2 separate regions of the Homo sapiens genome follow, and region 2 is linked to region 1. Evidence: chromatin loops called from intact Hi-C (ENCODE). Cell type or tissue: HepG2. All regions are shown on one strand. Each heading gives the region's core, and the rest is flanking DNA. Links, peaks and the distances in the headings are about the cores only. Region 1 overlaps LOC105377444 (a long non-coding RNA gene). Region 2 overlaps LOC105377448 (a long non-coding RNA gene).

The links. Peaks named below come from ENCODE experiments on the same cell type or tissue, not always from the same donor. Only the 100,000 strongest peaks of a DNase experiment are listed, where the experiment ranks them.
Region 2: it touches region 1 in a loop (9-fold over the local background); 2 of 110 quality-filtered maps call a loop at or near these places.

The regions. Positions count from the first base shown.
Region 1 is chr4:137,731,647-137,734,559 of GRCh38, reverse strand. All of the region lies in intron 1 of LOC105377444 (a long non-coding RNA gene), which reads left to right. Among named protein-coding and RNA genes, the nearest start is that of LINC02172, 190 kb to the right of the region's middle. In HepG2, for the core only: a CTCF peak has its summit at 1,216 (motif pointing left); a DNase peak (open chromatin) is centred at 1,209.
Region 2 is chr4:138,918,121-138,921,033 of GRCh38, reverse strand. All of the region lies in intron 2 of LOC105377448 (a long non-coding RNA gene), which reads left to right. Among named protein-coding and RNA genes, the nearest start is that of NOCT, 96 kb to the left of the region's middle. RefSeq lists an enhancer at 1,677-1,736. In HepG2, for the core only: a CTCF peak has its summit at 1,728 (motif pointing right); a DNase peak (open chromatin) is centred at 1,743.

The sequences.
Region 1 (2,913 bases), core at 193-2,692:
CTCCGGCAGCCTGCTTTTATTCTCTTATCTGGCCCCACCCATGTCCTGCTGATTGGTAGAGCCGCGTGGTCTGTTTTGACAGGGCGCTGATTGGTGCGTTTACAATCCCTGAGCTAGACACAAAGGTTCTCCACATCCCCACCAGATTAGTTAGATACAGAGTATGGACACAAAGGTTCTCCAAGGCCCCACCAGAGTAGCTAGATACAGAGTGTCGATTGGTGCACTCACAAACCCTGAGCTAGACACAGGGTGCTGATTGGTGGGTTTACAAACCTTGAGCTAGATATAGAGTGCCGATTGGTGTATTTACAATCCCTGAGCTAGACATAAAGGTTCTCCACGTCCCCACCAGACTCAGGAGCCCAGCTGGCTTCACCTAGTGGATCCCGCACTGGGGCCGCAGGTGGAGCTGCCTGCCAGTCCTGTGCCGTGCACCGGCACTTCTCAGCCCTCGGGTGGTCAATGGGACTCGGTGCCGTGGAGCAGGGGGTGGCACTGGTTGGGGAGGCTCCCGCCGCATAGGAGCCCATGGAGGGGGTGGGAGGCTTAGGCATGGCGGGCTGCAGGTCCGGAGCCCTGCCCCACGGGAAGGCAGCTAAGGCCCGGTGAGAAATCGAGCGCAGCGCCGGCGGGCTGGCACTGCTGGGAGACCCAGTACACCCTCCGCAGCCGCTGGCCCGGATGCTAAGCCCCTTATTGCCCAGGGCCTGCAGGGCGGACCAGCTGCTTCGAGTGCGGGGCCGCCAAGCTCACGCCCACCCAGAACTCCAGCTGGCCGGCAAGCGCCGCGCGCAGCCCTGGCTCCCGCTGGCGCCTCTCCCTTCACACCTTCCTGCAAGCTAAGGGAGTGGGCTCCGGCCTTGGCCAGCCCAGAAAGGGGCTCCCACTGTGCATCGGCGGGCTGAAGGGCTCCTCAAGTGCCGCCAAAGTGGGAGCCCAGGCAGAGGAGGCGCCGAGAGCGAGCGAGGGCTGTGAGGACTGCCAGCAGCTCTCATAATGTTCACCTCCCTGTGTCCATGTGTTCTCATTGTTCAACTCCCACTTATGAGTGAGAACATGCGATGTTTGGTTTTCTGTTCCTGTGTTAGTTTGCTGAGGATGATGGTTTCCAAAAAATACGGAAGGCTTCACGAATTTTCTTTCTTATCTTACTCAAGCCTGCCGCTCCCTCTAGGAGTCCCTTAAGGGTGCAGCATTCCTGAGCTTAGGGAGCCCCCTAGTGCTGATATGGATGCAATGACCACGGGCTTAGATCACAGCACTCAACCCCTTCTAAACACATGGAAAGCCTTTTCAAGGACCAGTACAAACAAGCCCAGACTCTCAAGATCAAAATAAATACCTATCTCTTCAATGCCTAGACCTTGACAAATGTCCACAAGCATTAAGAATATGAAAGGAGGCCGGGCGCGGTGGCTCACGCCTGTAATCCCAGCACTTTGGGAGGCCGAGACGGGCGGATCACGAGGTCAGGAGATGGAGACCATCCTGGCTAACACGGTGAAACCCCATCTCTACTAAAAATACAAAAAAAATTAGCCGGGCGTGGTGGCGGGCACCTGTAGTCCCAGCTACTCGCGAGGCTGAGGCAGGAGAATGGCGTGAACCCAGGAGGCGGAGCTTGCAGTGAGCCGAGATCACGCCACTGCACTCCAGCCTGGGCGACAGAGTGAGATTCCGTTTCAAAAAACAAAACAAAAAAGAATTTGAAAGGAAACATGACATCTCCAAATAAAAGCACCAGTGACCAATCTTAGAGTGTTAGAGATATGTGACCTTTCAGACAGAGAATTCAAAATAGCTGTCTATAGGAAGGTCAGTGAACTTGAAAATAACACAGAGAATTTAGAATTCTATCAGAGAAACACAACAAAAAGACTGGAATAATAATTTTTAAAAATCAAGCAGAAATTCTGGAACTAAAAATTCAATTGACAAACTGAAAAATACATCAGTCTCCTAAAAGCAGAATTGACTAAGCATAAAGAAATAGCAAACTTGAAGACAGGCTATATGAAAATACACAGACAGAAAAGAAAAAAAAATAAAGACACACAACTACAAGATCTAGAAAAAAAGCCTCAAAGGGGAAAATCTAAGAGTGATTGGCTTTATAGAAATTGGAGAGAGTGAGAGAGAGATCAAAGTAGAAAATTTATTCAAAGAAATAATAACAGAGAACTTTCCAAGCCTAGAGAGAGAGATGAATATTTGTGTCCTGTAAGTTTATAGAACATCAAGCAGGTTCAACCGAGATAAAACCACCTCAAGCCATAAAATAATAAAACCGTCAAAGGTCAAGGATAAAGAATGGACACTAAAAGCTTTAAAAGAAAATAAGGAAATGCCATATAGAAGAGCTCCCATATGTCTGGTAGTAGTCTTATCAGTGGAAACTTTACAGGTGAAGAGAGAGTGGGATGACATATTAAGAGTGCAGGGGAAATAAAATCCAACCTAGAACATTATGTCCAGCAAAATGATCCTTAAAACATGAAGGAGAAATAGGCTTTCCCAGACAAATAAAAGCTGAGGGATTTCAACACCAGACCTGTCTTATAAAAAATGCTAAAGGGAGTTCTTCAATCAGAAAGAAAATGATGCTAATTAACAAAAAGAAATCATCTGAATATAGAAATCTCCCTGGTAGTAGTAAGTATACAAAAAAGACAGACTATCCTAACACTGTAATTGTGGTGTGTAAACAAACCACTTATATCTTTAGTAAAAAAAGTAAATAAATAAAAGGCAAACCTATCAAAAATAATAATTACAACTTTTTAAGATATAGAGAGTATGAAAAGATACATATAGAAACGATCAAACGTCAAAAAGAAGGGTGAATGGAATTAAAGAGTAGACTTTTTTTAGTGTTCTCTTTGCTTCTTTGCTTGTTTTCCTTTCTTTATA
Region 2 (2,913 bases), core at 241-2,740, 1.2 Mb before region 1:
CCAGGCTGTTCTTGAACTCCTGGGCTCAAGCAATCCACTCACCTTGGCCTTCCAAAGTGCTGGGATTACAAGCATGAACCACCACACCTGGCCTGACCCTGTTTTGAAGTATGGTGCTTAGGATGGAAAGAAGGGAATGAAAATAGAAAGCTAAGGGTCCCATACATGTATTGCATGTTTACTCTACCTCTAACTGTGCTAAGTACTTTGTGTACATGACACAGAAGAACTCATATTTAATTTCATGAAGGAAGAAGCATCAGTTTAATTTTACAAACATGGAAACCAAAGCTTAGTGAGGTTGTGCCATGTTCAGTCACATGCCTGGCAAAACCATAGCTGTCACTCAGGTCAGAAAATCAGATTCACTTCAAATTTAGTGCCAGTTGTCATCAATATGTACTGTATCTTACAGACACGCTTTCTCAATGCTTGAGTTTGGGCAAACCTTGCTGGCAGGGTTCCTCCCCACCCCCTAGCCTGTGTCTCGCCTGTGTCTTCTGGATGCTAAGCCTGTGAATATTAATATTGTGACAGAGAATATCAAAGTGTGAGTTTTCCTTGAAAGTCATATATAGTTTGGGGAAAGGAATAATTTGATGACATTTCTGATTTTATTTACTGTTAGGGTTTTTCTTTTTTATTTTGGCAACATCTGGCAATAGGTCTCTGCATTTAAACACAAATCCCTAATGAGTTATTTGGAAATGAAATGATTGTCTTATTTTAGGAGATAGAGAGAGAGAGAGGGAATGGTGAAAGCTTTCTTGTGCTTATGTCTAGTATCAGTATCAATCAAATATTTTTAAAAATTTTGGGTTTTAGAATAAAATCTCACTTTCAATTTTGGGAATCTCTGTTTCTTCCTTTGCCTTGGGCCTTATTGATTTATTTTTGGGTTACTGCACATTTTCTTGCAATTCTGGATGGTGGAAATGTTTGCCCTTTAAAAGCAGGGGGCACTCTGGGTACAGACTGATGCTTCCTTCAAATCTGGAGTGAGAGAATTTTCTTCCTGGCAAGGGCCCCCTCCCACCTGCTCTGCTGTGGACATTGAATCCCCTCAGGGTGAAGGGTGGAGAATTAGCACGAATACTTAAAGCGGGTCTTGCTTACTCCGAAAGGAGTGAGGGACGGTTCTTCCCGTGCCTCTTTCAGTTTGGAAGGACATCCTAGGATGGATGTCATCAGTTCCTTGATGTAAGGAAGAGAGACTAATAAGAGGCATAAAAACTTCTTTTCCCTTATTTCACTTGACTCTTTGCGTCTGTCACAGATCCTGCTGGACTGACAGAACATTACACAAATAACCCTCCTTCTTAAGTAGCGACGGGGCGGCGGTAGGCATTTTTTCATTTAGAGTCTATCAACTGAGAATTGATAAAGTCATCTCAGAACAACTGTAGTTTGACCCTGACCTGACAAAAGAGATCGAAAATGTCTCGTGTGGAGAGAAGCAAGGGGGCTGGGAACATCATTGCCTCAGAAAGAAGCTTCAAGTCGGCTAAGGGCTGACACCCAAGCACCCCGCGAATGTGTTTAATAACTGGAAAGCAGATAGTGAAAGAGCAGTCAATAAACAATTGTGGTTTAATAAATTATTCATTTTAACAATACGTCCAGTGTTTGCCCAGAGATGGGAGAACGGCTGTAGGTTTTTTCCCCATCTCCTCGTCTGGTCTGAACCTGCCTGGATGCTGAGTTGTTCGCCATTCTGGACGGCAGAGGGCACTCGTGTCACACCTGAAAAGGGGATTGGCTGAGCCTTCCCAGCGCCTATCCGTGCTTATGAAGGAAAGATAGCAGAGATAGGAAGACGTCGAGAAGACGGAGAGAGGAAGATAGAAAACGAGTGGATAGCCCCGGAAATGAAAAATATATATTTCTCACAGGCAGATCAAATTCAACCCTGCACTGAAGCAAGGCATAAAGAAATAAATAGAAAACAGTCGCTCTATATTTCTTGGTTAAAATAATTTATTTATTTGAAGATCGTAGGATGACAGATTTGGAACAGTCGGGACAAAGGCAAGGAGATATTCAAAAAAATTTAACAGATTTATTTTCATCTTGAAAACCGAACTCTGATTTTCAGGAAATACTCTTAGGTATCGAGCGGTTCTCTTGGGCTTCACTGCCAGGGATAAATCAAAAATGCCTTACAGCTACTGAGGGCCCCTGGGCCGCTTGGAACAAAATCCCACCACACTTTAAAGCATGCCCTTCATGGAGATGAATCCCTAACATCAGTCAAACTCTGTCTTCACTTCTGTTCTCATGGCTCTGTGCTACGGCCTGATTTTATTTATGATACTGTGTCACATGAGGCGAGGCTCCTATTGTGGGTTGAGAAGGGCCATTGTACTCCCTGGGATATTTACTGTATACCTAGGGCGCTGAGGTATAATCTATCCTCTGCAGTAATGCAGATTCTAAAACGAATGGTATTTATTTATAATAACACGCGAGGCAGCCCACAGGGAAGTGTCATCTTGTTTGTAATCAATCCCAGTGTGAGGCTGTTGTTGCCGCACAATCAGCCTTTGCATTAAGTGACAAACTGGCTTCGTCTTCTTATTCTGACTGTCATTTTTCTTCGATGGGGATACATCATCTCTGTTACAAGGCCTTGGAGCTGAGTACCACACACAGACACACACAAATGCATGCCCCATGATCGCACTCAGGAAAAAACCCACGGTCTCCCATATGGCTGTAAACAAACTCTAGTTTCTACCAGTCCTGATGGTGAGCACGAATATGTTGAAAGAAGCAGGCACAGCAGAAGAGTTCGTTGTGCTCGTGGTCATGTAAATGTTGTATCTGGTGAAGGTGGGTCATTGTTACAGACTGAATTGCATCCCTTCAAAATTCATAGGCTGAAGCCCTAGTAACCGTTTTTGTAGACAGGGT